Regions from separate parts of the Mus musculus genome. Here region 1 is linked to region 2. A link is a loop called in an ENCODE intact Hi-C map of the cell type or tissue named here. Cell type or tissue: left cerebral cortex. All regions are shown on one strand. Each heading gives the region's core, and the rest is flanking DNA. Links, peaks and the distances in the headings are about the cores only.

Evidence for each region. Peaks named below come from ENCODE experiments on the same cell type or tissue, not always from the same donor. Only the 100,000 strongest peaks of a DNase experiment are listed, where the experiment ranks them.
Region 1: it touches region 2 in a loop (7-fold over the local background); 4 of 42 quality-filtered maps call a loop at or near these places.

Annotation. Positions count from the first base shown.
Region 1 is chr5:113,838,275-113,853,820 of GRCm38, forward strand. It overlaps Coro1c (coronin, actin binding protein 1C), which reads right to left. Exons shown (of 11, transcript NM_011779.3): 4 at 13,897-14,026; 5 at 12,377-12,558; 6 at 11,255-11,374; 7 at 10,253-10,357; 8 at 9,160-9,305; 9 at 7,872-7,929; 10 at 6,887-7,132; 11 at 4,165-6,194. The coding sequence ends at 6,075. It overlaps Gm52824 (a long non-coding RNA gene), which reads left to right and starts at 3,415. Exons shown (of 3, transcript XR_003955977.1): 1 at 3,415-3,673; 2 at 8,519-8,680; 3 at 8,973-10,254. In left cerebral cortex, for the core only: CTCF peaks have their summits at 6,673 (motif pointing left) and 9,466 (motif pointing right); DNase peaks (open chromatin) are centred at 3,629, 4,901, 6,051, 6,388 and 1 more place; H3K27ac peaks cover 1,714 bases.
Region 2 is chr5:113,359,840-113,375,385 of GRCm38, forward strand. No RefSeq gene overlaps it. Among named protein-coding and RNA genes, the nearest start is that of Aym1, 10 kb to the left of the region's middle. In left cerebral cortex, for the core only: a CTCF peak has its summit at 6,256 (motif pointing right); a DNase peak (open chromatin) is centred at 6,259.

The DNA of each region.
Region 1 (15,546 bases), core at 3,460-11,459, 480 kb after region 2:
CGAGGCAGCACACAGAAGTCTGTGGTCGCTAAACTGGGTAATGTGTAAGAGTTTCCCAGGTGGTTCTGGTTTTGAAAGCATCAAAGGGTCATGGAGAGCAGCTGAGCCTTGGCACCATGTGGCACGGTCAGGCTCCCTGAAGGGCCCCCAGGAGAGGCTATGGGTGGAGGTGCAGCCCAGTTGCAGCAAAGACCCCAACATCTTGGAGATCCACGTCCGTACTGTGGAATCACCACCACAGACAGCAAGCAGTAGCCGAGGCATGGAGCTGGCCTGAGCCTATGAGACAAGCTGTTGTCTGCTGCAGAGGGCAGAGCTGGCCAAGCCGCCCGGGTCCCGTGGAGCCCAGAGGACCATGAGTGATCCCGGAGGTCAAGCATTGAACTTTCCACACTTAGACTTTGATTTTGCTTTGATTCCTTCACAACTGTGTGCTGGTTCCATCCTCTGGGAGTAAAAAAGTATTTATCTTGATTTTACAGAGGTCCATGGTGTTTTGAAGAGACTGGAATTTTACAGAGACGTTGCAAAGTTTAGAGATTTTGGAATTTTTAGAGTCTTTGAACTTTAAAGGAGACTTTAGATCTCTCTCTCTCTCTCTCTCTCCCCACCCCCAACCCCCTCAGCTTTAAGTATATGAGTACACTGTCCCTGTCTTCAGACATACCGGAAGGAAGAGGGCACCAGATCCCATTACAGATGGTTGAGAGCCACCATGTGGTTGCTGGGAATTGAACTCAGGACCTCTGGAAGAGCAGTCAGTGCTCTTAGCTCCTGAACCATCTCACCAGCCCCCCAGATTTTTTTCTTAGTTTTAAAATATTTACTATTTTATATTTTTTGTGTATGAGTATTTTGCTTGCATGCATGTTTGAGTGTCTCCTGTGTATCTGGTGAGGTCAGGATTAGGGTTATGGGACTGGCGTTAACATATGGGTATGAGGTAGGTAGATGCTGGGACCCCAGCTCAAGTACAAGCTAACCCCAGCCAACTCTAGCTCAACTTTAGATAGTTTATAGAGACTTATTAAATATTCTTTTTTTTTTTTTTTTTTGGTTTTTCGAGACAGGGTTTCTCTGTATAGCCCTGGCTGTCCTGGAACTCACTTTTGTAGACCAGGCTGTCCTCGAACTCAGAAATCTGCCTGCCTCTGCTTCCCAAGTGCTGGGATTAAAGGCGTGCACCACCACCGCCCGGCTAAATATTTGAAATTTTAAAGGTGGTTGGGATGTTTATGTCATTATATAGTTATATTGTTTTATATTTAGCACACCTTCTTGGGAACAAATGAGAAAGGAACAAGTCTACTTGAACAGTGTTAGGTCTGTGTGTCCAGTTGGTGCTGGCTAGCTTTGCCAACCTGACACCAGCTAGAGTCATTTGGGAGATGGGGACTTTCAGTTGAGAACATGGATTCTGTATGATCGGCCTGTAGGCAAGTCTGGGGGAATTCTCATGTTTGAGAATGTAAGTGGGCCCAGCCGTTATGGGCAGTGCTGATGTGTAAGAAAATAAACAGAGCGAGCCAGTAAACAATGCCTGCCGGCCTCTGCATCCATTCCTGCCTCCAGGCGTGTGATGGGTACTCTTATGCCAACTTGACCACAGTCATCTGGATTAACTAAAAACCCAAGCTGCCGGGCACACTTGAGAGGGACGTTTCGTGATTGGATCATTTGAGGTGGGAAGACCCACCCCAAATCTGGGCCACACCTAGTAGCAGCCTCTAGAAAGGACATGGAAGAAGGAAGCTTTTGCTTTCTGCCTGCTCGGCCCAGGTCTCATATATCCGGCTGCTGCTGACTTCTCTCATTGGCATTATGGCCTACTTCAGAATTCTGCTGTAGACCAATGACCAGCTGAGACATCCAGCCTCATGCACTGAACAGCTATTGGATTCTTGGTCTCTCCCTCAGGTGTTAGCCGTTGCTGGACTGGATGGGTCACTGCTCCACTAGAGACCTTCGCCAATAGGTTCCCACTGCCTTGAGTTCCTGCCCTGACTCCTGGATGATGGATAAACTGTAAGAGGAAACCAAGCCCTTTCCTCCCTGGGCTGGCTTTGGTCAAGCTGGATTACAAACTAAAACAGCAGAATTTTAGGATATAGCAAAACAGTCTTTGTCATGCAGAACTCCCAGGATTCAGGAAGATGGCTGAAATGTACGGCATGTTCAAATTAAAATAACATACTCTATTTTGGATTATGTGTATCTTTCTGTGGATGTGTGCAGCAAAGTTCAGGTGCTTACAGGAACCAGAAGTGGGTGTTGGATCCTCCGTTGTGAGCTACCCAATGTGGGTACTGGGAACTAAAACTTGGTTCCTCTGCAAGGGCAGGACACGCCCTCAGCTGCTGAGCTGGCTGCCCAGCCCCAGCATGTTCTGACTGTATATGGACACTGGGATTTTGATTTCACAATTCTTCTCACTCAACAGTCTTCCTTTGGGTTTCCGCCTGCTACTTTAAGATGTAAATACCAACAAGGTACCCACACCTTTAGTCCCAGCTCTGGGGAGGTAGAGGCAGGTCGATCTCTGAGAGTTCAAAGCCAGCCTGGTCCACAAAGTAAGTTCTACACCAGGCAAAGCCGTAGAGCGAGACCTTTTCTCAAAACACTACCCTGGTTTTTTTTTTTAATTTTTTATTTTTTTGTTATCTTGGGCTAGAGGGATGGTTAAGAACACTGACTGCTCTTCTAGAGGCCCTGAGTTCAAATCCCTGCAACTGCATGGTGGCTCACAACCATCCGTAATGAGATCTGACACCCTCTTCTGGTGCATCTGAAGACAGCTACAGTGCACTCACATACATGAAATAAATGCTTCCCATTATGGGTGGTTGGCTCTTAACTGCTGAGCCATCTCTCTAGCCCAACATCATCATCATTATTATTATTATATGTCTCTAACTCAGTGTCTTTTTATTAAATGACTAAATAGCCATACAGTGTTAGGGGAGTGTGGCCAGGAACTGGGGGGCCACTTCTCAGTCCTCAAAGCCTCTGCTTTCTATCCCGCTGGTGTTTCGGAGGGAAGTTTTCAGGTAAGAAGTCTAAGCTACGAACAGTCAATTCTGGTCCCAGCTGTGAGCCTGCCTTCCAGAAAGGTGCTGTCACTGTGCACAGGTGACTGCTAGCAGGAGCCTACAGGAGCAACAATCACCTCCCACCTCACCCCGAGGAAAAGTGTGCCCTTGACCACGCCTATTGTCCATGACCCAGTGACAATGTCAGGATTGTTTACTTTGTGGGAAGGAGAAAGGGACACTCAGAGTTAACTGATTCTTTAAGACCCAACCAAAAGTGTTTCTGGATAGGACATGGAGCACTAAGTTAAGTACGGGGAGGGAAGTAACCTTAAAAAAGTAAGTTCTCCCCAGACAGCGTCTGGTTCACTGTCTGGGGGGAGGGGGGGCGGGCGGACGGACGCTAGACAGACGGACTGAGGACACAAGAAGCTGTTAGGTCTTCTGGCAGAGAGTCAAGGTGGCCAAACTAGACGAGCCAGTCGTAAACAGACCACCAGGCTTCTCCCCACAGCTGGGGTCCTCGGAGGAGGCCCGCCAACTTCCCTTCCCTGCCTGTCATGGGAACCAGAGGCTGCTGCTCTCCTTGCTTGGGAGGAAGGAACCTGGGGAGGGCCTTCCTGTACTCGCTCATCACACGGAAGGTAAGCAAGGGGGTTTCTTCTGTATAAAAACTGAAATGTCATCGGGTGATGGGGTAACAGGAAAGGGGAAGTCGAAAGGTACAGTCAGGACACCGAGGACCCAATGGGCAGAAGCACAGCCAAGGGTTCCCGTTCACTGAAAATGCTGCTTTGAACACACCCACCTCCCTGTGGGGTGTGTGACGCTGTCACTCAGGATTCAGAGGCAGGGAGGGCTGTCTACAGCCACAGAGCAAGTTCAAAGACAGCCTGGGGTACCTGTACCTCATCTTTTTTATCTTTTTGAGACAGGGTCTCTCTAAATAGCCCTGGCTGTCTTGGCACTATGTAGACCAGGCTGGCCCTGCCTCTGCGTCTGAGTGGTAGGTACTGAAACCTTGTTTTAAACAATAAACAAAATAAAACCCAGGTCTGCGGCTGTGGCTTGGTAGGTAAAGTGTTTGTTGAACATTCACAGAGTGAGGCGAGAAAGAAGCACAGCACACGACTGTAATCAATGCCTTTTATCTCTGAAAACGGAAGCGAGTGTTTTGACAGAACACTATGGCCACTCTATAAGAGTGGGTGTAGGAGCAGTTCACTGTCTTCCTCCGGTGCCACAGGGAAACAGAGGCCACCACAGCGTGTCAGGTGGGCACACACTACAGTCACTCCCGCCTCTCTCAACCACAGCCCCTCTGACTTCATCAACAGCCTCTACAATTGTTACGTAATTAATTCAACGGACCCCAGAACCTTTGTGAATCTTCACACAGTCCTCAGCGTAGCACACGTACAGACAATGCAGTGTGAGTCATTCCAGCCATGGTCTCTCCATCTCCTTATCCAACATTAAACCACAAGACAGACACAGAAACCTACAGAGACTCAGGAGCCCCGAAGCTTCGGAGCCAGCGGCCCCCATCTCGGTGGCTGAGAGAACCTTTTCTTACAACACTACCCAGTCAGTCCACACACTCTAAGCGGCTGCTGCCATACTATGCTCTGCCCTGATAACCTGTACATTTGCTGGCAGCCAGCACTGGGCCCACACCAGCACCAACACTTGCCAAGGCTTGCCTTTTGTGATCCATCTGACACTACCCAGGTCGTCTGCTTCCATAGACACGCACCATGAGGCTGTGAGGTTAGAGTAGGGCTAAGGTCTAGCTGCTGCCCTTGGAGCAGGCATGCCCAGGGCACGTCCAGTGCTGGCAAGTAGCAGCCTGATCTGGGTGGTGGGGCAGAGGGCCTGTGCGTGGCCAGCTATGGTCGATCTCTGAACTTCCCTTTCCACTCTGTTCTGGACCTTTCCCTCCGCTGCAACATTCAAGAGCCCTCGAGGGCTGGCTGGGCGCTTGAGACAGGAGGCAGCAAAGTAAGGAGGGAAGACAGGAGCGAGGGAAACAGAGGGCCTGGGGCAGAGGCTGTGCACACAGTGCCTGGGTTCAAGCCCCACACTATACCCAAGGGCCAGGCAAGCTGCCTCTGTAGACAAGGACTGTCAACACACAGGTATCCGCTCGCCTTGGGTGCCCTTGTCCAAACTGCCCGGAAGGGAACCACACTGCTGGAAGGGACAGGCACAACCATCTGTGGAGAACAAAACTGCAGAAACGCGAGCTAGTTCGGGTTAGAGTATAATCACCGAGTTCCCTCTGTGCAACCACCCAACTTCTAGGAGAGAGAGAGCAAGGAGAGAGAGAGACAGGACTTTTGATCGAAGACTCAATGGAATGGGGGCAGTGTGTGGTGGGTCCACGTGATTTCTCAAGTCTTCCTTCTGCACAGTCGTTAGACTAACGCCCAGGTTTGTGCTGTGAGTGAGCCAGCCCTGTGCAGGCGGCTGCACTGATTGTTCTCGTGAGTGTTTATACAAAATAATCATCTCATCTTCATTTAGTTTATAAACATACACAGTGCTGTCCCTTTTAAATTGAGGAGAGAAAAGAAAGAAAGAAAGAAAGAAAGAAAGAAAGAAAGAAAGAAAGAAAGAAAGAAAGAAACCCCACAAATACTGCAAAGTAGAAAAATACAAAGAAAAAAAAGCTACTTTCGGTTTTGGCAACATTAAAAAGGAAGAGACAGAGCAGAGGTGGCGCTGGCCCGGTCATCAGGTGTGTGAGGAGGACGCTGGGTCAAGTGGGGGGCTTGGTCTCTAAAATTCAGAACATCTGGCATTTCAAACGTAGGAAAGCTCAGCAAGTCAGCAGACCTGCCGAACACCAAAGCTCCCTGACGAAAAGCTCAGCTTCCAGGTTTGCGGAAATTTGGGAGAGGAACCGAGTTCTTACTGGAATGTGGCCTATCGCTGGCTGACAGATCTGACATGGAATGTCTCCAAATGGCAGTGTCTCCCTCTCTGCCCTCCCTGGGAGTGCGCGGAGGAGGAGCAGCCACCGTCCGTGGAGGTGGGCGGGCCTCAGGCAGCCATCTTCGCCAGCTGCTGCTCCAACTTGGAAATGCGCTCGTCTTGACTGCAGATTGTTTCCTTTATGGATTTGATCTCTTTCAGAATCTCATCCAACTTGGCTTCGTTTTGCTGAGAAACAAACAGAACAAGGTGACCAGACAGCAGCAACAAAGCGCATTCCCTTTCTGTTAACTCTGACAGCGCAGAGTGGAGTCTCACGGGGCCTCTCACACGCTTGGGACAGCCAGCTGCAGTCCCCAGGACACCAGGTCTTCCCAAGGCACCACGGAGCTTCTGAGACAGACAAGAGCCCACAAGCCAACTACAGTGCTTCAAAGTGGCTTCCCGGTCCTCCACCTGCAGCTGCTGGGCAGAGCCCTCACCGGGCAAGCCTGGGCACACCAGGGCCTGCAGCCCCCTTGCTCTGCTTCCTGTCAGGAGCAGCCTGCTCTGTAGGGGCTCGGATGAAGAGCCAGTGTCTCCTAAGAGCTTATTAACTGGAAACCTTACGGCACCAAGTACAGATGCCGCTTAAGGCACTGCTCTGCCTGGTTCTCCACACCCCTCCCGGCCATTCTCTCCTGAGGGAGCAGTGCCCTCTGGTGGTAGGTTCCTCAGACCCCTAAGCTCCTGGCAAAGTAGTTGTATTGCTAGCCCCACATCGTGAATCCAGTGCTATGTGTACCACTTCCTTCTCTAAGAACACTCCCTTCCTGCCTCCCTTAGCCCGGCAGGGGTCCTGTCCACTCTCAGACACACAGTAGGCATTACAAAAGCCAGTGCTGGCTGGCCTAGCACACCACAGTCACCCAGAGCCTTACCACACTGGCCGTGTCTGTGGGCTTCTTGGGGGCACAGCTGAGCTCGCTCTTCTTGTTTGCAGCCGGCTTGCTGTCCAGGATGTTCTTCTTGACCACCTTGAGGTCCCTGTTCTTGCCTGGAATGTACCCGTGCTTCAACGATATGAGGATGGGGTCCGCGTTCTTCCCCTCAAACCACTCCTCGGCCTCAAGGGCGGCTTCCGGCCCTGCCGTGTCAGGGTACAGGTCGTCTTGGAAGAGGTCAGACTGGAAGAGGCATGTGGAGAACGCTTGGTAAGCGAGAAGAAAGGCTGGAGCCCGAGTCCAGTGCTGCATGGATGCAGGACAAGCGTTCCCCACGGGATGTGTCTCAACCTTTACTGTCTCCCACAATCTGGAATAGCGGGAAGAGGCATGCACACCACAGGGACCTGAGTTTTCACTTCAGAACTGGGGACATGGAGCTGCAGAGACAGGGTGCTGCTGGCTTGTCTTGTGTTAGTTCTACAAAGCACTCAGAAGAGGGAACCTCAGTGAGAAAACCACTCCAACGGGCCGGCCTGTGGGCAAGCCCACGGTGCATTGTCTTGCCTGGTGACTGATGAGAAAAGGCACGCCTCACTGTGGGTGGGGCCAGCCCTGGACAGGTGGGCCTGGGTGCTGAGCTGGCCATGAGGAGCAAGCAGTGTCCCAGCATGGCCGCTGCATCTGCTCCTGCCCTGACAATGAGCTCAGCAAGGCAGTGTGACTGACAGCTGCGAATGTCGTGAAGTCTCATCACAGCAACAGAAGCCCTAAACTCAGGGGGCTCAGCAGTCACAGGCCTTCGCTGTCCTGCAGGGGACCTGGGTCTGATGCCTGGCCCCCTCATGATGCTCCTGGTTCCAGGGACCCCACACTTCTGACCTTCGCAAGCACCAGGTGGGCATGGAGACAGTGCACAGCAACACATGTAGGCAAAACAGCCATGCATACTAAGACCAAACCCAAACACTCAGGCACTTACCTTCCTGGGGACCGTCATGATAATGGGCTCGCACTTTCTCTCATGAAGCTTGAAGAATCTTCAAAGGAGACAAAGGCAAAGATACAGAGTGAGTGACTGACAGCCCCCAGACTGTTCCCTCCAGCACCCGTGGGATCTGAAGATCACCCCCACTGACCAGCTCAGTGGCTGCTGCAGGCTAGGAGCAGTTTGGTGTGCCCTCTACAGAGAAGAGCGACTGCCCATGCAGCTGGGGACTGTAAGCAGGAGAGGCCAGTGAAAGATGGCTGTAGCCAAGCCAAGTGCTGGGGACCGCACAGCCATGCCCCAGTGACTCTCCACTGTGTCCCCAGACAAGAGAGCACACACACACACCTCACAGGAGGCAGCACCTGCCAGTACAGGCACTGTACGTGGCACACATGGGAACTCAGGATAACTGCCGGGGCTGGCCTGCAGGCCCCTTCCACCTTCTTGTCATTCTTACGGCTTACTGCTACCTCTGCATGTGTTAGCATGTGAGTGTGTGTGCCACAGCACGATGGAGTCAGTCCCCTTCTCCTGCTTTTGCAGGACCCCTTGGATCCAACTCTGGCCATCAGGTCTATGTGGCAAATGTCTACCCACTGAGCCATCCTGCTGACCCTGCCTTCTACTTTTTATTCCAGACAGGGTCCCACACTGGCCTGGAGCACTGCCACACAGGGCAGGCTGGCTGATGGGCGCTCCCAGGCTGCTGTCTCCTCCACCTGCCATCTCTTTATCGCTGGGATTACCATGTGCACCACAGAGATAACCACGGGTCCTGGGACCTAAGCTAACCTAGGCCTGTAAGTAAGATCAGAGCTTTACCGACAGAGCAACCTACTCAGCCATCTACACAGACTTCTTCCCCCCCACCCCCCACGTGTTCCCAGTCGGCCTCGCTCCCCTCACAGCTCTCTGTCCCTGTCTGTCTGCCTTTACCCCTTCGCTCCTTCCCTTCTCCTGAATAATCCTCCTTTATACCAGGTCTGTGGCATGGTGTGGCCTCTCAGGTGACACCTTGGCATAAGCCTGCTGGGTACCGCCCTCCCACTGCAATACATTTTATATCACAGCTCTTGCCCACCTGTCTTCCAGGGACCATTGCCCATAGCCTCGACATGAAGGAAGTGAGCACACAAGACACTGAGCCCTGCTGTGTCCCAGCTGTGCTCCACTGCAAGGACAGGCCACAAGCCACAGTCAACTGCAAACACACTGAGGTAGTCCTGCAGCTGGCCTGCTGCGTCATGAACAACTGGACACGTTGGGTTCAATTCTTTACCTGGCAATTTCACACTTGTTGACGTCAAGGCCCCGCTTGGGCATGTAGCCCATCCCTCGCTGAGGCTCCTTGCTGCTGAATGTGTTGAGGTAGTGGACATATGGGGATTCATCCGTGATCTCAAAATAGCGGATACTGCTGTCACCCTGAGAACCAGAGACAAGTCAGTGCCCACAGTGATGCAGACATTTTCTTTAAGTGGGTGGTACTCACACCACCCAGAGTTCATGGAAACCTAACTTCAGTAGCTGTGCACTGCTCCTCTAAGCACATCTGCCTGAATTACAAGCCACTGTTTCCCCTTCTTCCTGAGAATTCTCCAGCACTTCCTGTAGAGGGCTCCCATGCCTCTCCTCTCCTGGGCCTAGAAATCAGGTCAGGGTCAGGGCAAGAGAGCGAGTGGCGCACAACTGCCCTGAGCACCAGCTTCAGAAGTCAAGCAAGCAAAGCCAAGCGGCTGAGAGCGCAGCTGCACACCCGAAGCCTTACTCCCGGGCCCCAGGAACGACAGGCAACCAGGGGCGATCAATACAGGGTCTCTCTAGAAGAAGCAGCAGCAGCGTTTCAACTGTTTCCTCTAACTCTGGACAGCACCAAAGGCTCTCAGGGCAGTGAATGAAACCCCATGGTTAGGCTGGAGAGATGGCTGAGAGGTTAGGAACACTGGCTGTTCTTCCAGAGGTCCTGAGTTCAATTCCCAGAAACCACATGGTGGTTGACAACCATCTGTAATGGGATGTACACTCAGGTGTACATGCAAATAGAGCACTCATTCATAGATAGATAGATAGATAGATAGATAGATAGATAGATAGATAGATAGATAGATAGATAGATAGATAAAAAAACAAAACAAAAGCTTGCGGTCATCATGTTTGAAGTGGTCAGCTATTTTTTTGGCAAGCTACCCAATGCCAGCAACCTAGTGTGAAAGAGGACAAGCTTTCAGCATGAACGTGCTCTTACACACACACACTCACTCACTCACTCACACACTTTAACATTAAATATGTCAGTTACACTGCCTAGCTTCTAGGGTTCTGAGGACGAGCCCTGGCCCTCTTCGGCTGGCCTGACAGCAGACGCCGTTTACCTTCCCACATAAGTAGATGATGCTGGTGTCCGGATCGTAGAAGGGGAGCAGCACCCCATTGCTAGTGTCCATTTCATGGAGAGCAATTGGTTCCTGCATGTTTTTCTGAAAATAAGTTAAAAAATACACATAAACACACACACAACACACATATATACATTTTAAAAATACCAGCAGAACTTCAAGTCTGAGCAAACACGGGTGACTTCGTGCATGTAAATACAGGTGACCTCATGCATGCAAACACTGTAAATCAAACTCCCTGACGATCAATGCAGACATCATTATGGGTCCACAACAAAAACCATCTCTTTTGAGATGTTTTCTTTTTGAAAAAGATTTTTGTTTTTAAAGGACAGCCTGGGAATTCCAGGCCAACCGTGTGTGTGTGTGTGTGTGTGTGTGTGTGTGTGTGTGTGTGTGTGTGCGCATAAGTGTAGTGTAGTTGCCTGCTGGGGACAGAAGAGGGCATCCAATCCCCTGGAGCTGCAGCTGTGACCATAGGTGACATAATGTTCTTGACCCGAGCCATTTCTCTCCAGCCACCACTTTCTCATTATAAAGAATGGCACGCTGGGGGTGGTGGCGCACGCCTTTAATCCCAGTACTCGGGAGGCAGAGGCAGGCGATTTCTGAGTTCGAGGCCAGCCTGGTCTACAGAGTGAGTTCCAGGACAGCCAGGGCTACACAGAGAAACCCTGTCTCAAAAAAACCAAAAAAAAAAAAAAAAAAAAAAAAAAAAAGAAAGAAAGAATGACACACATTGAGCAGGACTGTGTGCTCCGTCCCTGTGAGGTCTAAGCACCAGTGGAAACCCTGGAGCCCCTTGAGTGCAGGCCTAAGGTGCACTGCTTGCCTGAGCCCCACTGAGGACGAGACCCTCCTGCTAACTTAAGACAGCAAGAGCACAGAGAATCACACTGAGGAGCCTGTGACCCCCTCTGCCAGCCCAAAGCCCCACTCAAGCTGACAGAAACTTGGAAAGGGAGGAAACTGGCTTACTGGGTTCCAGAGCGCCAACTGCCGCTCGCTCATGCGGCTAAAGCCAGTAGTGAAGACGTTGCCGTCCGCCAGGAAGATGGCACGCATAGGCCTGGCTCCTTCGTGTGCTTTCTCCTTCTCCTGGGAAGGGGGCGGGGGAAGCAGATGCAGATTTCACACACTTACATTCACTGTGCAAAGCCCCCAACCCCACACACAGGCCCAGTCTGAGCTTTCCTGGGCAGGACCCTGAGGCCAAGGAGGTGCAACTGTCCCTCCTTATGAGAAAGCAGCGTCACTGAGTGGTCTGGTCAAAAGGGCTCTGGCACACATGTGACCTGCAGGCTGGGGGCAGCCCATAGGTTCTCCAGCCTCACAGGACACACAGAAGGCCACTCCTAGCCTTTCCTGGTTAATGAGCGTGCCCGAGTAGACACCCTTGGGATATGCTGGGTGGACAAACCGGACTTGGAAAGTCCCTGTGGTCGGTAAGACACACCGTGATTGCTGTCCACCCTACACAGTGCTGATAGTTAAGATGCACCATGATTGCTGCCCACCCTAGAGCCTGAGGGGATATGCTTCTGGGCTTCTCACCCACAGCTGCAGCCCTGACAAGACCGCGTGCATCTTCAGGCAGGGAATGTGACTTTGCTGAAGTCCTACTGGGTGTTAGAAGCTGAGTCTCTAAGCCGACAGTAGGAGCTCCTTCCTGCAGGCCTGTAGGGCACCTGGATAGTGTTCTTGGGTCAGGTGGGCATCAACTGGGGTGTGGTCAGTGTAGACCCCTGACAGTCTGGCTGAGCTCATCCAGGCCTGCAAAGCCCCGAGGGCACTCTAAGCTGTTTAAAGCACTGCTGGAACATGTGTGGTAGTGCGCACCTTTAATCCCAACACTTGGAGGCAGAGCCCGGTGCACTTCTGTGCTCCAGGCCAGCCTGGGCTATTCTGACTAAGGTCACCATGAGGGGACAGAGCTGAGCTAAGGCTGGACAACTAGAGAGACCAGAAACTTGGGCAGCCACCTCCCTACTCATTTGATGCCCACACTCCACAAGGACAGCGTGGCTTCTGTGTGGCAGCCTTCAGAGCCCAGGAAAGGCTACTGACCGGCCACCAGGGCTGTGTGCTGGACACACTCACCGCCACAATCTCCTGTTTCCTGGGGTCAATGACTCTCACTTTCTTGTCTTTGGATGCGGTGCAGATGAGACTACCGTTACGGCTCCAGCTCACATTGTAAATCATGTCTGAATGCATATCGTCCAAGTTGATGAGGGCTTCCCCTGTCCCCACGTTCCAGATGATAATGGCATTATCACAGCCTGTCACAAGCAGATCAGTCACCAGGTGGGAAGGGCCCACAGAGCATGCCAGAGAAAGCAGCCAGCCCCACAGGGACAGAAGCATGGGAGGGAAGGTGCTAGAGACAAGAGGCCCCGCCTACTAGGCTGGAGTGATGTGATCTCTGTAAATGAACACTTTAAAGCCAGCCCCATGAGAGCCTCTGTCAACCCAACAAGAAGCTCAGCACAACAGAAGTCCCCTGGGGGTCAGCTGGACTAATGGAGCCAGGCGGTCTGTCTCCTTGGCTTGCACAAGGCGAACAGGAAAAGGGTGAGCTGCATGGTCCCCACAGGTCCTTTCTGCCATGCTGCCCCTCAGCTAGCTTCCCAGCCCATGACCTGCTCTGGAGGTCATCAGAGGGCTGGGGGGGGGGGTCAACAGTGGCTAAGCTGGCACCTTACAATGCCTTCTGTATCAGTAGACGCCCGCCTGGCATTACATTCCTAACCTCACACACCACAAACAGCTCCTATCCTTAGTTACAAACTGATCTGGCCAACTTGCAGAAATACATTAAAACAAAACAAACCAGTATTGTTAAGGTGTAATTCACAATAACCATTACATATATCTAGGTAAGTTCTGACAAATGCCTATACCAAGAGAAAGCTTACTGCCATCACCCCGAAAGCTTTCTGTATTCATATATGCATGCGTGTGTGCTTGGCCCCGCCGTGTAAAGGCCAGAGGGTGCGTCTTTATTGAAGTAGCCTCTCACTGGCCTGGCCTGCCAACCCATGCCAGGGAACTGCCTTTCCTTCTCTGCTTCCGCGGCACTGGGATAACAAAGCTCACCAGCATGTCAGGCTTCCCTAACACAGGTTCTGAAGCCCTGTATTGAATGAGTCACGTCCCCAGCAGGCTGGGCCAGCCTTAAACTTACTGAGCCACCATACCTAGTTGATGTGTTGCTTTTAGGAAAAAGAAAGGGAGGGAGGGAAAAGAACGAATGCACGAATGAATGAATATAAAATTTGAGCAAAGGCAAAAATTTCTGTAAGATGAACTTGGAAATCATGCCACAAGAAGCGGGTGAGTAGAGAGACAGAAAGTGCCAGGGTTCACTGTGGAGCAGTCTAACAGAAAAATTCAAAAGCAGCATTGGTGTTCAGAGCCGGGAGCTGAGCAGACAGGCTGAACTTTGCCAGCAGGACAGTGTGGGCGAGGACAGCATGGCCCGTGGGAAGGCGCTGGAGCACACACATCAAGGTCCAAACCCAGGTGTTTGGAGTCTGCCATAGCTCCTCGGTGCTCCAGTGGGGTCCCACCCATCCCCCCATCACAGGGTGAGGGCAAAGCAGCCTCTGGGCTCCTACCTGCACTGAGAAGCACATTGCGGGCCGTCGGGTGCCAGGCCACGATGCCAACTCTTTTTGAGTGCCCTTCTAGAATCACCACAGGCTCGGTCAGGGAAAGGGTGAGTCCATTTTCCGGGATCTGCCAAACCTGTTGGAACAGGAAGGAGATTATTGGTCTAAAAGCCGCTGTCACCTTTGACTCCCAGGTCACTATGGCCACCCAGTGGCACTAAGGCGCAGGTGACGACTGTGTGCCTGATTTAACTGTAAATCTACTAAGTAAGCACTTGGGAACTTTTCTTTATCTGTGACCTGCCAGGCCAAGGGTGTCCTCAGAACCACAGGTTGTTCACTCTGACTGAGTAGTGTTCTCCTTTCTCTATGGTAAGATTTCCTTTCTACAGTGCGGTAGAAATATTCCCACATCCCACATGTAAACACAGCCCATGTTCACACTCGTGCGCCAGCAGAGGGTTTACCTCAGTGTTCTCTGAGGGATTCCGTCATTTTGTGCTTCTCCCTCACCACTGTCTAGTGGGTACTAGACAGCTCTGAACTATCACGTATTAAATATCATGTGAGTCACCACGTCCCACATTCCTTTATGAGATGGTGAAAATATTCAAAAACTTGTGTTGGTGGGTATATGCATTCATGAACATATTAGAAACCACCGAATTGTACATTTTAAATGAGCATATTCTGTATAAATTGTATCTTAAAAAAAAAACAACCTTACTTGCTGCTGTGTACTTCTGTGTATTTGGTTTTGTTTGTTTGTTTTTTTGAGACAGGGTTTCTCTGTATAGCTCTGGCAGTCCTGGAACTCACTTTGTAGACCAAGCTGTCCTCGAACTCAGAAATCCGCCTGCCTCTGCCTCCCCAGTGCTGGGATTAAAGGCGTGCGTCACCACGCTTGGCCTTCTTCTGTGTATTTGTATGTGTGCGTGTGTGCATCATGCCTCTGTGTGTGTGTGTGCATCATGCCTCTGTGTGTGTGTGCGTGTGTGTGTGTGTGTGTGTGCATCATGCCTCTGTGTGTGTATGTGCATCATGCCTCTGTGTGCGTGTGTGCATGTGTGCATCATGCCTCTGTGTGTGTGTGTATCACGCATGTGGATGTCAGAGGACAACGTTGTACAGTTGCTTCTTTTCTTCCACCTTTGCATGGCTTCTAAGGATTGAACTCACATCACCAGGCTTGCATGTCAAGTGCCTTTACCTGCAGAGCCATCTTGTTGGCCCCATCAATTATATCTTAACGAGGTATATACTTAAGAAAAGAGAGAAAGAAATCCATTTGGGGGTCTAGAGCTGGCTCAGTGAGTGAGCGCTTGCTCTACGGGAAAATCTTGAGCTTGGATTGCTAGCACCAAATAAGGAGCCAGCCGTGGCCATGCATGCCTGTGATTCCAGGACTTGCTGAGGCGGGGTGTGGACACAGGGGGACTCAGAGCTTGTGGGCCAGCTGGTGGGCTCCTTATTCAGCAAGGATGTGAATCAGAAGGGGGTGAGGTAGAGAGCAAGAGGGGCAACGCCCAGCCAACATTGTTAGTGCATTTACTGCGTACAGGCACAGACACACCAGCTGACTGACGGTGACAGGCAGAAGGGTTAGCACATCCAGACTGGACACTGTCACAGGGAGGGGAAGGGAAGGACGCGGCC
Region 2 (15,546 bases), core at 3,229-11,228:
CCCTCTTTTTTTCCTTTTTTTAAAAATTTTATTTGTTTTGAGACAGGGTCTCTATGGATGTAGCCTTGGCTGTCCTAGAACATGCTATGCAGACCAGGCTGGCTTTGAACTCAGAGATCCACCTGCCTCTGCTTTGTGAGTTCTGGAATTAAAGATGCACACCACCCACCATGCCCAGCCGACAGAACCCTGCTGCCCGTATACAGATATACGTTTGTATGACATGTGAGATCATCCACTGGCTCACAGTTGACCGACCAGAGACCACTCCCTACTGCTTCTCAGCCTGGGCTGGGGACTCTCGAGCCTCTCCATGATGGCCACCTGCCTTTAGCGTTTGGAGGCAACCACAGCTGCTGTGAGTTTGTATAGCGCAGTGGTTCTCTCCCCTGCTTCCACCCCGTGACGCTACCTGAGCCCCAGCTGCAAGGGAATGGTGAGTGTGTATACCTGTGTGTGAGCCAGCCCTCCACTGGCACTCTGATTAACTGTGAGTTTGTGTTAATAATGTTAGTCACCATCCACCGCAAAAGGCCTAGCTGTTAGAACAGCAACCAGCTCTCTTACCTTCCTGTCTGCCCTTCTCCTGGTTCACAGCCCAGCGTTCCTCCAGAGCATTCTCCCAGCTGTTCCTCCTGAAGCTCCCCGACGGCCTCCTTAAATAGCCCCTTCTCCCCGTTTCCCCAATACCAGCAGCTCCAGGCTGGCTGTATCAACTGTTGAAGCCTCAGCTCAGCTTCTCCTGGTCCCACTGTCTTCTAATGGCATCTTCTGCCCCAAGTGCCTTCTCCTCTCATCTGCTGGCCCAATCCCTTCTTTTTAAATAAATCTTGCCCCCATAAATGTACGGCTATGTCAGCCTTGGACGGTCTTATGCCTTTCCTTGATGACCTTCTGGTCCCACACTGGCCTTGAAATATAGCTATCAATATGTAGCCCACCACACATTCTGTTTTAGCTGAGATAAACGTCCAATTCCTAGAAACTGGGTATAAACTTTTTGAAGCGGCCATTCTGAATACCAAGATTTTTGTGAAGTAATAGTTGCAACAGCTCCTGTATCCACCAAACTGTCTATTTCAACCTCATTCTCTTGCAACTTTAATTTTGGCCTCGGATCATTAACAACTGTTTGCCAGAATGCGCATTTTCTAGGACTTCCAAACCCTCCTGATCGATTGTTCTCCAGGGAGCAGCCTTGCCTTGGATATAGACAAACAGTAACATCTGAGCAGTCCTATCACCTGTGTTAAAGCATATTTTTTTCATAAGCCATTATCTTCATTTCTACTTTGAAATTTTTCACCTATAATTCCTGGATGCACAATCAGTCCTTGGGAAGTCAAACTGCTCCTTCCTGAGACCATTCCTACTGTCCCTGAGGGCAAAGGACCATAAACTCCAGTAGTTATTTTACAAAACTGAATTGGGGGAGGGGTAGTGTAGGATGTTTATCTGTGACCGAGTCTAGAGCGGGGCTGCATTGTAGATCTGCAATGCTTAGTTGAGCCTTTTCTGCCTGCTTGTTACTTTCTGGCTGACGAGAGGCAAACAGCTTGTGCTTTCTGCTGTGTGGGGCTCCCATTTTGTTTCCTGATGGCAAGAAATTGCCTTGGGTCTCTTTTGGATCTACACTCATTGGTCCAGTGGCGACCCCTTGTCACATTGCCAGCTCACCCCCGGAAGCCTAGGCCTTCTTTACGATTCCTATTTAGAAAAACCATTGTCCTTGGAGATGTCTCATACACAATTTTGTTGTGAACTGTCATATACCCTGTAGTTAAAGCGCTGCACATTTTGAGATCTAGAGTCTTTAGCTATGGCTTGCCCAGTTATCAACAGCATTATATATGCTCGGACCAAGATAGGTCGTCTCCCCGATCCACTCTTCCCTGGGTGCCACCCTCGACCTTAATAGATTAATAACCTTTTTTTTTCATTCCGTATTTGCATTTTCAAATGCCTGGGTCTCAATTAGCACTTGGATCAGGGTCTGATATGGCTTTGCTCACAGCTGAACCTAATTTTTGTAAAACAACAACAAACAGTGAAAACTTGCCCTGAGCCTTGTATACTTTTTGTAATGGCTCAGCCAGTCTTTCAACCTTTTTACAATCAAAATAGCCCAGAGTGAGGAAAAGGAGAAAAGAACAACAACAAACAAACAAAAACAAACAAACTATCTGCTGCAGAAAACCATGTGGGAGTGTCCCAATCCGAAGCCTCCGCAAACACCTTGTGGGCTTTTTGAAACAAAGTATCCATCTCTTCTTTTCTTGCCTGTGTTAGTAACCAGTTCTCTTGGCTCTCAGTTTTGAGCCAAGCCCTTCTCCTAGCCATTCCTCCCTCAGTTCCCCAACATTGTGCTTAAACAGTCTCTTCTTCCAGTTTTCCCAATACCAGCAGCTCCAAACTATATACCAACTGTTGTAGCCTCTCTGCTCAGCTCAGCGACTCTGGGCTCCACTGTCTCCTTATGACATCTTCTGCATCAGTCCGCTGTACAGAGAGACTCCTCTGATGTCTGAGTGAGGGCCCCAACCTGGATACATACACACACACACACACTCACACACAGATATAAACGTATAGGCTGTTTCCATTTAGCTGAACAGTAGTGGTAGCTTCACCCCTGGGGCCTCTGAGTTCCTGGCTAGGTTTATAGTACCAGGTTTACCACAGTTTCCTCCTGTGGCCCAGGCCTTAAATTCAATCAAAGTGGTTGCTTGCTCCTACTGACTTCTGTGCAACCATTGTGTCCAGGGATGTCTCTTGCCTCATGCTCACTGTTGTGGTTCATAGGGTTGACAGTTGGCTGAGACTTGATGGTGACATTTTCCTTTCGCTAGCCAACACAGTCCCTTCCAGTCCTGTGGAAGCTGGCCTCGGCCAATGATTCATCTGTTAGGATTATTCTAATTTAGCTTTCCAACCCTCGGCCCTCAGCCAATCCCAGGTCTCCAGGACTTGTGTCTCCTCCTGTGCCACGGGAACATTGAACCTTGGACCAACCGCTCCCTGTTTCTCCAGATTGCAAGCCCTGGTCAGGACCATTCTATTCTCTACCACAAGGAACCCAGTGGCTTTAGATCCCAAACATGAGTCTGTGCAGCCGAGTGAGCTCAGCATCTCTGCACCACCTCAGCTCATCTGGCATGATGTGCTCAGGGCTCACAGACGCTGTGGAAAAGACAGAGCCCCTGCCTATAGCAATGAGTGTCACCTCAGCATTTGGGGCTAACGTGTTGGTTTTCATTCCCCATATACGGACATGAATTTTGAAAATCAGCCAGTATAGTGGCCTCTTATTCCACCTTTTCCTCAGAGGGCTCTCCTGTGATGTGGGTAAGGGTTTAGGGATGAGTGAGTCGCTGTGGCCATCAAGGCGAGTCACTATGCCTAAAAGAACCAAAGCCATTCGCCACTGCAACTGGGTGCCCAGGCAGATGTGGTGGTGTTCATGAGTGTTGGGAGTCTGAAGAAGTCAAATAAGATGCAAACATGACTGTGTCCCAGTAGCTCAAGCCAAGGCAATCTGCACATGGCGCGTCTCCAGGTAAGGAGATAAGTCTTACAATCAAACCAATAAATTACCAACAGATTCAAAGGCCAAGGGATCCCGAGGCTAAAGGAGAGGTGGCTGGGGTTGGGGTGCGGGGGGTGGCTGGAGAGATGGTTCAGCTGTTAAGAGCACTGACTGCTCTTCCAGCGGTCCTGAGTTCAATTCCCAGCAACCACATGGTGGTTCACAACCATCTGTAATGGAGTCTAATGTCCTCTTCTGGTGTGTCTGAAGACAGCTACAGTCTATAGAATAAAATATTTACAAAAAAAAAAAAAAAAAAAAACCAAAAAAAAAAAAAAAAAACAACCCAACCCTTAGGGAAGAGTTTTTTTTTAAATGTATATTAGACTCTCACTAATGATATATTGGACCCTGACAACAATACCTGCTGCTGGGAACGGCCGTAGATTCTCGTCCCATGTCAGCACTGGTCCTCTCCCAAAGCCTGGTCTCGTCCTGAGGGACCAGAACCAGGGGCCAGATCACAACTGAGGAGGGCAGGAACATAGGGCCAGAGAATCGCGATCTGAGAAGGCTGGGGGAGTGTCTGTGAGTGTGGCAGAACAACATCACACAAGAGCGTGGACAGATGGGAAAGGTGTCACTGCGGGTTCTGAACCCACAACCCCACCGCCACCACCACCACCACCACAACCAAGTGTCAGAAAAACAGTAGGTCAGGCAAGAACGCTGCACGGACAGTTCCAGTTCTCACTGGACATATTTCCCAGGAGGTGGACTCTTTCCAAAAACAAGAGATCAATGGCAAGTAAGGTAGAAAGGCTCTGGCTAGGCAGGGTGAGAGAAACTCGGGAGTGGACAGACTGAGGTCAGGATTGAGTCCTCGGGTGGAAGAAACTCTGTGAGGAGCACTCTTTACAGGAGAAGGGAGGTGAAATCTGATGGAGAATTGACCGAGTACCAGCAGGGAAACCCAAAACAACGGCAGGGAGAAAACATGAAGGCCCATCCCTCATAGTCTTTCTGCCAAGGAGATGATGCTGGGGCCTTGTTTCCTGAGAGCACACTGGGTGCTGACCAGAGCTGCGGAATCAGTGTATTCTTGGAAGACCTTGGGCTCCAGGGCAAAAGAATAAGCCGGGCTTCCACGATAAGAGAACGGAGGAGAGAGCGAAAGCAGAGCCTTCCCGATGGAAACGGAGCAGCGCACTGACGAGCCTCAGGGAGGGGCACAGGAAGTGTGGACTCCATACCAGCATGCTGGCTCGGAGGTGTGAAGGGCCGACATCTGAGTGGTCATAGGTGACCTTGGGTCATACTGCTGCCATGACGCCTTCCAGAGGGAGGGACAAACTGACTCCAGTCACTAAAGTCTCTAGAGCAACAGCCACATGAGACAGGTGACAAGTGTCCACTGGGCAGTTGTGTCTAGTAGAGACCCAGCATGGGACCTGAATCAAGGGAGTGATGGCAGGTGACTAAGGGGACATCCGTGCGATCCTCGAAGTTCTGCCTCTGCGTAAAGTTGTCCTACAATGTGCTTATGCTACAAGAAGATTTTGCTAGCAGCTGGTGGTAAGTGATTAATATTAACTACACATGAAAGAGCAAATGCATTCCCATGCAATATATACATTAAAATAGAAAAACCTAATGCATACACACCACACACAGGCACAAACAGACACCACACACAGACACAGACATATACCACACACATGCCACACACACCACACACACACACATACACACACCACATCATACCACACTACACCACACACATCACAAAATTAAATGGAAACCCAGCTGCAGAGGGCCTTCGGGGTGGACCTATCTGTGCTACAGCCTGCCAGTCTTATGCGGTGGCTGTTACACATCCATCCTGTGTGTGTGTACGATTTCAGATCACCATTTGTTCTTTGTGGCATCTGTCTGCCACCCGCATACTCTGCCCCCTCCTCTGGGACCACAGAAACTGAAGGTGCAGACCCGTGAGCTTAGCCATGTCTTTTCAAATACCTGTGTGGCATATGGCTTCTCGAAAGGGCTGTCAAGAACTCCCCAACCCGCTAAGGTGTTCTTCACCCTCCTTTAAGATGAAACAGAAAATGCAGAGACCCAGAAAGTGACCTCAAAAATTCAAAAGTCACTGGGAAAGAACTGGCTCTGGAGACGCCCATGAAGGTCAGAATGAAAAGGGTTCCAGGAGAGAGGAAATCTTAGCCCTGAAATATCCCTTATCCAATGTTGCAAACACAATCACACCCACACTGAAATGGAGTGTTTATTTAATGTCTAATGTGTGGCTGGTTTCCCTAAACATTTGTTTGTTTTTGTTTTTTTAAATACAGGTTTATTTCTTTGAGAATTTCATGTATTTACATAATTTCCACCTCTCCCCCCCTCCTCTGTTGTGTTCCCCTCACTCTTCAAATTCATGACCTCTTTTTTTTTTTTTCTTTTAAAATTGTCACACACAGACACACACAACCTACTGGGTCCATTCAGGATCGCTCCCATGCACACGTGTTTAGAGCTAGTTACAAGTGCACACTGCCACGAGCTGTTCCACGAGCTCTGGATAGCCAACTCGGCTCTCCATACTCACACAGAAGGCTTTACCAATGGAGCCACAGCTGCCTTCATGGCCTCTCTTGGTGGCTTTGCACCCGCATCCCAGCCTTAAAACATCCTCAACGTCACAGGGACGTCCACTTCCCATTCCGACCACTAGATGTCACTATGTACCCGGCCATGACATCTCGCTTCCCGGTTCCTCGAAGCCCGCAAGTTCTGGTGCGTCCCGCCCTTCCCAGAGGATGGGCCAGAGAAGGAGCCTCTTCTCTGGGTTCTCACACGGTGGTGGCACGGTAACTCCGCAGCCAACTCTCAGGATGCGCATGGCTCTTTCACTGATCGTCTCTGACAGCTCCTACCCCGTGTGTAAAACAAAAAACCCCACAACATTAATACTCTTTGGGTGTTTGTCCAATGAGAGTGATGTTCCCTGTTGAAACCTGCAGGAACCCCCACAAAAGCCAGTGTGTGTACTCCGAGCGTGTGTAACCCCAGCACTCAGACTCCTTGGAAGCGTGATAGCCAGCTAGCCTGGCATATAAGGTGGCAAAACTGACACCAGGGCCTCAAAAGACAGTGGCACTGACACCCAAGACCGTCCTTTGACCTCCACACATGTGCTGTGGCATATGCATGCCAGGACTCATGCAACATCACACACATATCTTGTGCACACAGCGCTCAAACACACACTCTCACACACACGTACACATGCAAACACGTGTTTTTGTTTTTGTTTTTTTCCGGAAAATGACTGGGATGACCCACAGTACACACGTAGGCAGGGGTTGTTCAATCAGACATAAGGTTTTACGAGACTCCAAATGCCTGAGATGCCCAATTATCCTGCTGCCTAGAGATGTGGCTGTTTACTGAGCTGCCTTTACATGCTGGGCACACAACAGACAAAGCCCGGAGAACACAGAGGCTTCTGAAGCACGTGAGGTAGAATTTTCCTCTAGGCCATCACTCCTGAGACCACTGGACCCGGGAAGGCTGACAGTAGTCCTCAGACGCCCACACTCCAGCCATGTTCGCGTGACCATCGCTGACTCTGCTAGCACACGTCTAGGTAGCCACGTTGGTGGGAATTTTGTTGTCAGCAACACAGCATTTAGCCAGGTACAGTGACACAGTCCTGCTGACCCAACACTGGAGAGTGTGAAGGAGGGGAGTCAGAAGTCCACAGCCAACCTGGCTTGTAACAAGTCATTTTTCCTCAAAATAATCTCTGAGTCACTCACAGTGCACACACATTGTATGTTTGGGACCACCCGGGAGCATCCTGTGGTTGGGGGAGGGCGTGTGGGCCTCAGAAGTACCACAGCTCAGTCAACTACTCTGGGAAATACACAAGACCCGAAATAATGTTCAGGTTGAAAGTGAGTTTTGAGAATTAGAGAAGGCAGTGGTTTAAGGAGCCCGAGAAACAGCATCCCAAACTCTAGATTCTTTTTTGTTAACTGGTGGTAACTCGTGTTGGGATTCATCCGCAGGCTACTCCCCTTGTAACTCCTTCACAAAAGACTGCAAACACCGAGACAACTTTCCCCTCGCCACGCAGGTCGCGTGCTCTTTCTTAAGCACGACTTAGAGAAAGGAAAAAACTGAAATCTAGTCATGCCCCTGTAATTGTAACACACGTTAACTTTGCGCATGCCCAGATCAGACACCAGCCATCCAGTGACCCTAACTTGAGTGACAATCTTGCAGACATATGAGCAGAGTCCCATCCTTCAGTCAATGTCTGCATCCTAGACTCTGTCACACCCCAGGACCACATGTAGCTGGAGACAGTGGGGAGTGCATAGCTGGGACCTCACCTGAGGTCTCCCCTTTTCTACAGGGACACTCACCTTCCACCATCACCATGGACAGAGAAGTCATTTGTGATGGGTTGTATATCCTTGACCCAGAAAGTGGCACTCTTAGGAGGAGTGGCATTGTTGTAGTGGGTGTGGTCTTTTTGGAGTAGGTGTGACCTTGTTGGAGTGGGTGTGGCCTTGTTGGAGTGGGTGTGGCCCTGTGGAGTAGGTGTGTCACTGTAGGTATGGGCTTTAAGACTTTCATCCTAGCTGGCTGGAAGCCAGTATTCTGCTAGCAGCCTTCAGATGAAGATGTAGAACTCTCAGCTCCTCCTGCACCATGCCTGCCTGGATGCTGCCATGCTTCAGCCTTGATGATAATGGACTGAACCTCTGAACCTGTAAGCCAGCTCCAACTAAATGTTGTCCTTATGAGACTTGCCTTGGTCATGGTGTCTGCTCACAGACACCTTTGTGAAGACTCCTACGTGGGAGCTATCTGATAACTGCTCTTCCACTTTGTGTGTGTTTGTGTGTGTGTGTCAGTGTGTGTGCATGTTTGTTGAGTGAACCGAAGTCCCAAGTATGGGTGGAAGTAAAAACTCACTCATTGCCCCATCATGGGTACAAATCTGTTGAGTTTCCTGGCACCCTCATTTCGTGTCAAGCCAGTCAGAACTCTGTGGTACCGAGCACCCGTGCGAATAAGATTCATCTCTTCATTATCTAGATTTCCCAAGAGCTTAATCCTTGGCTCTGTTTGAATCTTATCTTTTCCTCTTCACAGATCCCTGCCTTCGGCAAGATGTGAGAACACTATCATTCTCAGTGTTTGGGGCGTTGCTAATCACACACACGGTTCCCAGCAGAGTGTGTGTGTGTGTTACAACTTCACAAGCTTAGTTTGCTATTGTCACAGCAGGGAGCATGGTGGCACACAGGCAGGCAATGGATCAGTGGCTGGGAGCTAGCTACATCCTGACCTGGAGTCAGAAAAGAGACACCCTGGCATGAGCATACACTTTGTGAAACCTCAAAGCCCAACCCCAGTGACACCCTCCCTCCAACAAGCCCACACCTCCGAAACCTTCTAATCCCTTCAAACAATTCCACTCCAGGCTACTGAGCATTCAAATATATGAGCCTGTAGGTGCCATTCTTGTTAAAGCAGCTCTCACGCCACCTCGTGTCCAGGTGACTGTGAGCCACCACACAGAGGTGGTGTACTGTACTCAGGTAAGCACTCCTAACCACTGGTCCATCCAGCCCCATGCTTGCATTTAAACAGCAGTGAAGGGCGGGTTTAAGGTCTATATTCCGGGGTAGCTGTGTGACCTTGGTCAAAGCCTCTCACAAGGCTATTTCCTTTCCTTCTTGAGGAACAGATAGAAATGCATCAAGGCTACCTCTGTTAGCTGAGCAACAAGCTATGAGACTTGACCGGGCCCCACAATATCACCGTTGGTAATTACAGAAGTCACCCAAGGCTGATTGGTGGCCAACAGAATTTCTTAGGCTCGACAGAGCCCCTGGGATCGTGCTAGATTTTTTTCCCCCCATGTAGCTCTTGGCTGTTTAAGCGTTCCCTTCCGAGCAGGCCTTGAGCCGGCTCTGCCAATGGCTTTCCTGGGACGATAATTAGATTTAAGCCCCCGGTCCAGTCAATAGATTCTCATCTCAGGGTTACCAAGCCGATCATGGCCAGTAATTTACAGCTTGAGTTGTTCTAAAATCAATACAGATTTTGCTCTTCAACGAGAGGGCTGTAAAACAGGGTGACAGGAGGGCCCCCAAAGCCGTCAGCTCAGGAGCGGAGCGTTTACCAAGCCTGCCTGCGGAGGGGCCTTGCAATTAGAGCAGAGCGAGGTGGATGGCCTCCATCCCATGGGCTGTGGCCAGAGGCAGCAGGAGCTCCCCCTGACAGGGCCTGTCTGCTCTCAGCTTTGGAGCTCTGTGTGAGTCCGTCTTGTTTGACAGGTGCGGTGGGAAGGGAACAGGTTTCCAGTCAGGTTGAGTGGCCTTTGGACATGACAGTGCAGTTTTCTACACTTGGGGCTTAGCCTGAATTCCTTGATGCTTGGGCCTCTTATCTGTAAAATGGGCAGATAATGGAGACCGTAGCCCAGATGGAGAGAGGAAGCCATATTTAGACAGCTCTGCAGATCCCAGTTCCCATGGTCCAAGTAAATACCCAGAAGAGAGCGGGACTTTAAAAAACCCCAGAACTTCCAGATGTGTTGACTTGGCTGTTGTTTTGTTTTTGTTTTTTGAGACAGGGTTTCTCTGTATAGCCCTGGCTATCCTGGAACTCACTTTGTAGACCAGGCTGGCCTCAAACTCAGAAATCTGCCTGCCTCTGCCTCCCAAGTGCTGGGATTAAAGTCGTGCGCCACCACCGCCCAGCTGTGTTGACTCTTGACTGTGATTTCAACACTGGGAAGACAGAGGCAAGAGTCTGAGGCCAGCCTGGGCCACACAGTGAGCTGCAGGACTGCCGGCATTCCAGATCTTGTACTGTCTGCTCGGGTGTGAGTATTGGTCCCATTTTTCTGATGGGAAAATCAAGTCAGAGATGGGGAGGGTTTTTTTTTTGTTGTTTTTGTTTTTGTTTTTGTTTTTTTTGCTCGAGCACAGACAGCCATCAGAATGGTGCTGTGGTTTGGATGTAAAATGTTCCCCCTGGCAGTTCAGAGTGTTCAGAAGCTGGGCTCCCAGCCAGCTGTGCTGTTCGGGGAGGTTTTGGGAACATCAGGTGGTAGAGCCCCCGTGGGAGAAAATGGACAGGAGTGTGTGCTTCTCTGAGGAAGCAACATGGGGAGAGGGGTGGGAGGTGTCACTCCCCAGAGCCTCAGGCACAGGTGAGGACCCCGTGCCTAGCACGCTCAGAATCAGTCAGTATGCTTTAGCTTCATATTTTCATTCATTCATTCATTCATTCATTCATTCGATGTATTGAGAACCTACCAGGACAAATGCAGTATGTAAGAGAGTGAGGGTGTGTGTGTCCCCAAGGAGTGCCCAAGTGAGGAAGCTGGACAGAGCTGAGATGTCACTGGGAGATGGGGACAGGACAGGGCTCAAGGAAGACCCTCCCAGGCACACAGAGGAGCACCCGCCAAGGCCCTGGGGTGGGAAAGATGGTGGCCCAGATGGAGAGGCAGAGAATACAGCTGAGGAGGAAACCTCAGCCTCTCCACCTTGGGCACCCTGAAGCCAGAAGAGCAGGGGTCAGCAGGGGTCAGCAGGGGTCAGCAGGGCACTTTAGGACAAGACAAAGAGCTGGGGCTTTGTGCTCATGGCAGAAGGGAGCAATGAACAGGAGAAACCGAGCTCCTGCTGTGTGGGGAACAGAACAGAAGGTCCAAGGGTGGAAGAAAGAAGATACAAGTGGCCACCATGGGGCCAGGGCATCATGGGACTTCGCTTTATCTGACCCCAGTAGCTTGCCACACTTTTTTTTTTGTTGGCTTAGTGTTCCTCATGTACAGCCCCTGCCATGCTTCCTTAGCCCCATGCTCTGTGTTAAAATTTTCTTCACTCTTGAGAATTTCCTACCCACGGACAATGACATATGAATGCACCGACTACCTCCGTTCCGCCCTCCGCCTCCCCTTGTGGCCCTACCAGCACAGACCCTGCCCAGCTCCTTAACCTACCATGGGCTCAGGGCATCCACGGGAGCACTGGAAGCCTATCAGTGACCACACCCTCAGTAAAGAGCAACGCTCCCCCACACGGCTATCTGCTCCACATGGTTTCTCTGCATGGATGGGGCTTGGAGATCATCTGCTTCAGCTAGAATCCCACCCAGCCCGATCCATTCAGGTCCTAGCAGCTGCTGTGAGCTCCCGGCAGTCTCTCATCCTTAGCATCTATTTCTTAGAGAGGAAAAAAGAAAAGAAAGAAAAAAGCCAGGCAGTGGTGGCCCATGCCTTTAATCCCAATCCCAGCACTTGGGAGGCAGAGGCAGGCAGATTTCTGAGTTCGAGGCCAGCCTGGTCTACAGAGTAAGTTCCAGGAGAGCCAGGGCTACACAGAGAAACCCTGTCTCAAAAAACAAAAACAAAAAAACAAACAAACAAAAAAAAAAAAAAAAGAAAGAAAGAAAAGAAAAAGAAAAAGGAAAAGGAAAAAAAAAAGAAAGGAAAGGAAGAGAGAATCTTATCCAGTTTCTTATCATGGCCTCCCCTTCCCAGCACCCACAGAACTTGCTCACAAGCAAAGCCTTCCTTCCCCGTGAGCCCCGTGAACGGAAGACTCATCCTAACAAGCCCCCGTAGGAAGCAGCCAGGAGGCTCCTGGCAAATCTTCATTGGCTGGCGGTCATTGCAACTCAAGATTCGGGCCGCTGACCTAAAAGACTTTCAAACAGTATAGTCAGCCAAAGCAATGGTGGGCAGTGGGCGCTGGGGGACATCACAGAACATGGAAAATTCACTCAGAACTTCTATGAAATGGGAGCACTCACCCACTCTCCGGATGGGAAAACCGAGGCTCAGGACTGTTGAGCCACTCGCACAAGAAGAAGTTCTGAGCTTGTGATGGGACTGCTTTGTCTGGTCCGTCTAGTCCTCTGAGCAGCCGCCATCTTTGTCAGAGTATCGCAGTTGGGCCTGTGGGCTGTTGACATTTCCTCAAAGAAGGAGGACTGGGGCGGGTCATGGGACCTTAGACTGAATGTCCAGCCACTCCTCCAGATCATTCCAGTGCAGTTTGTCCCTAATTGTCCTCAGGGTCTCAGAGAGGTGCTATAGTACACAGGTAGGAAAACTAACAGGAATGATCTTCATGCAGCTGGCGTGTGTATGTGGGTTGGGGTAGGGATGGGGTGCTGTGTGGGACACAGACCTCCTGATGCTTTAGGGTCACCCAGAGTCCTTTCTATGACCCTGGACTCAAGATCTGTAAGTAACCTAAGAAACTGGCTCCCTGGGGTGAACTTGGACTGGGCTGTGCTTTGTCACTGGGAACTCAGGAAGTTAATGATGTTCATATCTCTCTAGGCAGGGCTTGTCACACCTATCACGTCACGGCACCCACAGAACCCCTGAGGGTTACGCACAGTGTCTGGGGCAGCAGTCCTGCTGGGGTCCCTTGCATAGTGATCAGCGCCCCAGCATTTGCTGAAGACCTAGAGCTCTTCCTCTTCACACACGGCACGAGAATTTCAGAAACTATACAAAGAGACCCCCGCCCCCCCCCACACACACCCAATCACCAGCCACACACCAACCACGCTGGATGCTTCAGGTGCTTGCCTTTCTGCACGGCTTGCAGCCTGAAGGGCCTTTTATCTTCCAGGGAGCAGGGATAGCCTGCCATCAGGGGAGCAGCCGACAAAGGCCTCTGCCAGTCTCTAGCTGCTACCATGCTCACTGAAGCAGCCGGAGGTGGGGGTGGGGTTGACTCTGCCCCCCTCTTTGCTAGACCGGGCTCAGGTTCCCAGTCCTCGGGGTTGCTTTAATTTACTTCCACACACACCAGCGGTTCCCAGCCACCGCGCGGAGTCACTTAAGGGTGGTTGTCACTCGTCAGGAGTGCGAAGAAATAATGTCAGCTACGTAGTACCCCCCTCCCCCACATCCACAGGAGAGGTGCTCCAAGACCACCAGAGGATGGCTGAAGATGAGGAGACTGCCTGCCATCTCTCTGTATGTGTGGTGACGCCCTGTTCACATCCTGGGCGCTATCCACAACAGCGATAAGAACCGCCAGTTAACATACTATGCTGCGAGAAAAGGAAGTTACCGTGGCCCCTCCGCCATCGAGATGGCTCTCCCTGCACCTAGTGAGGTGCACGTAAATCGAGCAGGTCTTTGACAAACAGCCATACCGTGACCGTGTAGTGAGTAGAACCTGCCTCCGTTGCTATTGCGAGCGACCACGGACAGTCTGGACTCCGCTATCTTCTTTTGTTTTAAGATTTCTTTATTTTTACTTTATGGGTACCCGTGTCTTGCCTCCTTGTGCATGCAGTACCTCGGAAGGCCGAAAGAGGGTGCTGCATCCCTTGGAACGGGAGCTACAGAGGGCTGAAAGCCCACCTCAGTGCTGGGCTTTGAACCTGGGTCTTCTGGGAGAGCAGCCAGGGCTTTTAACCAGTTTTTCCAGCCTCCAAAGGAATGGTTCTGGCTCCAGTAGGATGTCAAGAGGCTTTGCTCATCCTACTCAAATTGTGTACAACAATGTGTATAAGTTATTGTTGATACTTCCTATGTGATACCCTCAGCCCAGTGTTGACTGCAGGTCAGTGGGACTATAGTACAGAGAAGGTTCCTAGAGGGGCACAATGCACTGGGTAGAAACTGGAGTCAGAAAGTTACTTACTTAAAAAGTAAACGAGACCATCTGAGGATACTATTTCCAGTGTGCACAAGCAACTAGGGGTCTTGCCTAGGTCACACACAGCCTGTTATCCCCAGGGAACAGGACCAGGATTCTATCTCAGGGGGACCCTGACTGATCTTACCTACCCCAGCACTGAGGTTCAAAAGTGGCCTTGGCTGCTCCAGGCCACCAAGGAGACATCTTTCTGGATAAGATCTCACGGGCAGCCCAGATGCTTTGCAAAGGTTCCTCGAAATATAGCAGAATACATATCTGAGTTTTTATTGCCCACGCCGTAATAGGAATATAACTTATGACTGCTGGCACGCCAGGCTTCGGCAGCCTCTATAAATCTGGCCCTCTGATCGAATCCACATGCATTTCAGCAGAGCTGGGCCCTCGGAGGGGAGCAGGGAAGGAACTGGGGCCAGAGCTTTTGGGGGGGGGTTAATCATAGTCAGAATATTAACCGCACATCCTGTTGAGTTCCTGTGAATAGATTCAGATGTCCCAGCATGAAGGTCTGATTCTGCACACAGCAGAACAGCAAGTGTCCAGAGCAGGCTCAGAGAGCGTCCTGAATGCTGTCAGCTTCAGTTTCAGACCAAGATTCATTTCCCCTGAGAAAAACAATGTTTCAGCCATTCCCGGGGTGGGGGAGGGGGGGTTTTGAATCACGGTGGAAGGCTTGCGACTCAGGATGAAGGCCAGGAGGAGCAAACCGATGGTTGGTTTCTTACTTCCAAAACAGGCTCACAATTTTCAATGAATGCTTGAAGGATTTTTTCTCTGCCTTATAACTTTGTTCCTTTCTTCCTTCCTTCCTCCTTTTTTTCTTTTTAAAAAGCAACATGCCAGTCTGTGTTTGGCTTTATTGGGTAAAAAGGAGGCCAGACACTAGTGGAGAAGGAAATAGAAACTGCAATTGAAGATTAAGATTTAAAGAGGAAGGCCAGGCACTGGTGGCACACGCCTTTCATCCCAGCACTTGGGAGTCAGAGGCAGGCAGAATTCTGAGTTTGAGGCCAGTCTGGTCTAGAGAGTGAGTTCCAGGACAGCCAGGGCTACACAAGACAGAGAAACCCTGTCTTGAAAAAAACAGAACAAAACAAAACAAAACCACAACAAAAAGATTTAGAGAGGAAAGGCCCAAGTGACTCCCGGGCGTTCCAGGGTCATTCTCCACAAGAATGGATTTGCCCCAGTACCACTGCTGTCCTTCACAGAGCGGAGCTTGCCCTGTGGTGCCTCCTGTAACATGACAGCTCTGAGGGGGACCAAGGATCCCCATTTCCCAGATGTGGAGACAGA